Regions from separate parts of the Homo sapiens genome. Here region 1 is linked to region 2. The links are chromatin loops, found by intact Hi-C in ENCODE. Cell type or tissue: mammary epithelial cell. All regions are shown on one strand.

What was found. Peaks named below come from ENCODE experiments on the same cell type or tissue, not always from the same donor. Only the 100,000 strongest peaks of a DNase experiment are listed, where the experiment ranks them.
Region 1: a loop joins it to region 2, with 2.3 times the contacts of the local background. A loop is called at or near these places in 1 of 110 quality-filtered maps.

Annotation. Positions count from the first base shown.
Region 1 is chr4:95,692,734-95,695,233 of GRCh38, reverse strand. No RefSeq gene overlaps it. Among named protein-coding and RNA genes, the nearest start is that of UNC5C-AS1, 140 kb to the right of the region's middle. In mammary epithelial cell, a CTCF peak has its summit at 1,490 (motif pointing left); no DNase peak of the experiment used is centred here.
Region 2 is chr4:95,543,423-95,545,922 of GRCh38, reverse strand. The region is part of intron 1 of UNC5C (unc-5 netrin receptor C); the gene reads left to right. Among named protein-coding and RNA genes, the nearest start is that of UNC5C, 4.3 kb to the left of the region's middle. In mammary epithelial cell, a CTCF peak has its summit at 1,023; no DNase peak of the experiment used is centred here; H3K4me3 peaks cover 133 bases; H3K27ac peaks cover 1,015 bases.

The sequences.
Region 1 (2,500 bases), 150 kb before region 2:
TTCTCTTTAGATATTGGTCCAAAAGATACTTCTCCAACACTAACTACTCTCACAAGTTCTAATTTCTCCATTAGTTGACTGATGCTTCACCTCAGTGTCTTTCGGATTTAAAATTTGATGTAATTATAAAGAGCCCTGGATTTGGAATCAGAAGATATGATATCACATCCTAGCTTTGTTAGCTACAAACTGCACTGAAGTTAAATGACATTATCTGGGTCTCTGAACTTCTGTTTCTTCATCTATAAAGTAGAGATAAAAATAATTAACTCCCTAAATTTATGACAATACAATTAAATTTGTGTGAAAAGCTTTTTGTAAAGCCCACAGCATTGTATACATGTAAGGGAGTTATCATTGTCATCATTATTCCTCATGCCAAGCTTGTGTCAATTTCCCCATTGGTTTATAAGATCAGTCTTTTACTTGACTTCCTACTTGGCTAGAAGAGTTAGGAGACCCTAGTAGCAGATGACTTTTCCTAAAGCACAACTCAGATTATGTTATTCCTTCATGCAAAATTCTTCCACGCTTCCCTGTTTATCTATTCCAATGTCCAAACTCTTTTGTCTTGACTTTAAGATCACATGTTACTTTTTCTTCTGATTCATTTGATCCTTCCTCCTATTCATTATGCTCCTGTGAAATATTATTTCACATATTAGTCATCAAGCTTTTCCTCTTTCAATTCCCTTTTCAAATGGCTTCTGTCTCCTTGAATTCCATTTCTCTTCCGGTGTTCAAATCTTGTCCTTCAAGACTCAATACACCTGGTGTGTTCTGCTCTCCCAAGAAACAAATGTCAATATCGGATTAGATATGTAAGAGATTATTTTTTTCAGAAAAGGCCTGTAAAATCTAAAGAGGAGGGAGAAGAAGGCAAGGACCTACAAGTCTGAAACGTGAGGAAAAAGTAAAAGGAAGGACAATCATGGAGGAAGTGTATTATCCTTCAGCAGATTTTTGTGAAAGTTTCAGCCAGACCAGTGTGAAATCTTCAATTCCGAGTCTCCTATTAGAGAAGCTCCACATCTCAAAGGAATGAGCCAGAATTAGAATCACCACTCCTATGACTGAATATTTGTGTCCTCTCCACCAAATTCATATGTTAAAATCCTAATCTTCAAGGTGGGGGTAGGAACATTGCGAGGTGATTAGGTAGTCCACCCTCATGATTGGGATTAATGAACTTATAAAAGAGGCTGGAGAAAAATTCCTCATCCCCTTGACATGTGAAGGCAAAGCTAACATGCATAGTCTATGAACCAGAAAGTGGGCCCTCACCAGACACCAAATATGCTGGCACCTTCATTGTGAAACTACCAGCCTCTAGAACTATGAGACATAAATGTCTGTTGTTAGTAAACACCAAGTCCCTGGTATTTTGTTATAGCAACTCGCATGGACTAAGACACATGCTCAGTGATTAGCTCATTTGATCCTATAGAAAGGGTGGCCTAAGCTCAAAGACAGCAGTAGACCCAGAGAGCCACCTGTTGGAACTTGCAGTTAACTACTTTCCCATGAGCAGGGAATCTGAGTGGTATATTTTCATGGCCTCCATGCACGGCAACCTATAAGATGTTTCACCCATCCTTCTACTCAACCATCATAGAATGTTACCTCTGAAACTCTCAAGAAACTTATCACTTTCAACCTAAAATTTAGTTACATATGTAATAGCTTGCCTACTAGATTATAAGCTCTTTTAGGAGATAAACCATTTCTGTTTCATTTTTGTTTTTTCTAATGCACACATTGGATTTGAAATATAGCTGTGGACTGGGTAGCCATGAGGGAGATGCTCTGAGGGACTAAAATCTAGCTGTGGGGGGAAAAACCATGTTTTGATTATCTATTTGTAACAAACTACTTCGAAGTTTAGTGGGTAAAATATTAGAAATTGATTATTATTCCATGATTCTGTGGTTTGATTGGGTTGATCATGAAGCTCCCTTTTTTCATGAGATATCATATAGGCCCCCAGGTATAATTAAAGGTCCAAATGGCCTCACTCATGTGGATGAATGCTGGGGCTGTTAGGCAGGGACTTCAGTTCTCCATGTAGATTATTCCATATAGCTATTTGGCCTACCTCATATTATAGTATGTCTGGGATCCAAGGAAGATGTTTCAAGAAGACAGTTTAGTGCCTGATTTTAATGTTGCATTGGCCAAAACTAGCCACATGAGCAAGCCTAGAGTTGATATGGAGGGAACTCAGATGGGCATGACTATCAAGGGGCATGCATCAGGGGGAGCCAACAAAGTCCCACACACCATTTAGATGATACATGAAAAACTGGTTCATCAGAATTAGATTGTTAAAGTAATTGCAAGGAATAGAAAAAGGGTAGAGGAAATAGGAATAAGGAGATAAGATTTTGAAAAAAGATTTGACAGAAGAAGATAGACTATATTATCTTGAAGACTACTACTTTTGAAATTATATATAATTTTTAAATTACATCACCAACTTTACATGACAGTAACATAAATC
Region 2 (2,500 bases):
GGCAACAACTTTCTCCTTTCTGGCTATGCCCTAATTGTTTCATTCAGGATTGCTGGGAACTCCTAGCTCCAGGGAATTTGTAGTGTTTGTGACTTCCAAGAATGAAAGATTTTACTAGTAAAAGGCAGTGTGTGTGTGTGTGTGTGTGTGCGCGCGCGCGCGTGTGTGTGAGATCAGTGTGCTTCTGAATTAGGACCCTCCTGGTTTATAAATGCATTTTATCTGGGCTACACAGCATTGATATGCTGCTTATCTAGCTCCAACTAGTGTTATGAGTGTTAACACCACCAAACTCAGGACAAAAAATTACTGAAGTCTCTAATTAGATTGGGATAATTCCCTATTATCTTAATTCATAGTTTTTTTTTTTAAATAACATATGTCTTCCTACAAAAGAGTAAAAATTCCTTTATGCATGTTTGCATATTGGTGTGGTACAAATAGACAGTCAACAGTGAAGACAACTAAAGTTCATTACAATTCTATCGTATACTTTTTCATTGTAGGAGTACAGAAAGTTTATGAATTCACATTAGGAATATGCAATAAGGAAAAGTAGGCTAGTTTACTTCTGTTTAGAAAAATAATTTTGTGTATTCTAGCTTAGAGAATGCTTAAAATCTTCAAAGAATAAACTTTTCAAACACTTGCAAAGAATTAGGAATCATTAGATTATAACTGACATTTATTGACTCCCTGGACTCCTGTATTCTGGATACTGAGGGTAAAGAGTTAAATAAGACAGGGTCCTCGAACACCTCCTATTGTAGTTTGGAGCTGGTTGTCCTAGTCAGAACTTGTATGGGTCTATTTTAAGCAACCCCCCCTAAGGACATGAACAAGGCATGAGCTCTGCTAAGTAAACCCTGTTAGCTTATTTAGAATTATTGTTGAGACTTAAACATAACTGTTCTCTAATGTATGCTAGGTTCTCCAATTAGTGCCAACAGCAAGTGTGCTCTATTAGGCCTTAACTGCGTTTAACACTTTTCTGATTTAGGTCATGGCTTTGCAGAAGCAGCAGAGGGAGTCACTCTCAGAAGAAACATTAAAATTACAGGCTGCAACCACTTTAGGAAGATAATGGGGAAAATTGTGGGGGTTGAGATTGAGCCAGTGCTATTGCCTTGAAGTTTTAGCCTACATATTTTTTTAGTTTGACTTTTATATTTGTGGCAGTTAAAAACAAACCTGTTCACATTTCCTCACAAATTAGAAACAATGGCTTCTATGGATAGAGTATGGTATTAGAAGTAAAGTTCTTAAGCAATTATTGTGCACTCATATTGCATCCTAGGCTGAATGCTATTTGTTAGAAACGGAATGTAACCAGGCAGTTTAAGCCCTACAGGAAGACAGAAGTAGAACCATGGAATTATAATTCACTTTCTTAAGTATAAAAGCGGACACAGGTATAGTACTTTCTGGATTCAGACATCCGAAGATAGTAAACATAGGTGAAGCTAGGATTCTAATGTGAGTGGTGGGTGGGGGGTTCTAAAATTTCTACACAGAAGAACGTGGGAGCAGTGATTTGGCTGGAAGTTGTATGTTCTTGAAGCTAAGTTTGCGTTGCAACAGCATTTTACTTAGATTTAATGCAAGTTTCATCTGGCTCTGGGGAGGCACAGGCTAAGAGCTGTTAATGGTGTATGCCCATTCTGTCAGTTAACATAGTGATTACCAATGTTTCCTAATACTGCTTCCAGCACCTCCAGCTGTGTGACTATGAGCAAGACATTTAACGTTTCCGTGCCTTAGTTTCCTCATATGTAAAAATGAGGATAATATATACTACAGGTTACAATTAGAGCAGCTTTTAGCTCATAGAAAATAAGTATTATTCCTTGACTTTCAATTCTACAAACCGTTGGCAAAGAAATCTAGATGTAAAAGAAACTAAAGGTCAATAATTTTGAACTCAGAGTGATGATAGCTGCTGACACTGCTTCCCCAAAAGCAAGAAATGGAGCTATCTGAAGAGATGCTGCGGAGTAGATCATTGTAAACTCCTGGACAGAGTACAGTTCTCTGAACAGCCTGTGGGAATCTCATTCCCTTCCACAGTCTCTTTTCTTCCCTTCTGTTCTCTCTGGGAAAATTAACCTAATATTAGTTCTAAAAATGACACGTTAAGTCACTCCCAGTTAAGTCCTTGCAAGAAGCTCGTCCTTGACTTTCTATTTTCTCAAGGGATACTGAAAGATAACTTTTCATAAATCCATGAACACTATTACAGAAAAAAGGTACACCCCAGGATTTCTGATAAGGGTTTGGGGAAAATCAGACCTTTATGTGAATGTGGACAGTTTTTCTTTAAAAGAAAATGGACACAAGTATATACTCTAAAGAACATAATTGGTTTTCTGTTCAAACAAAATAAACATAAAAATAGGTCAACACGAAGGCAAAGAAAATTCACCAGAACTTTCATTTATTCAAACTATATTTGCAATAGGAAGTTTCGTTATCCTAATTTAAAACAGCACAGATAATCTAG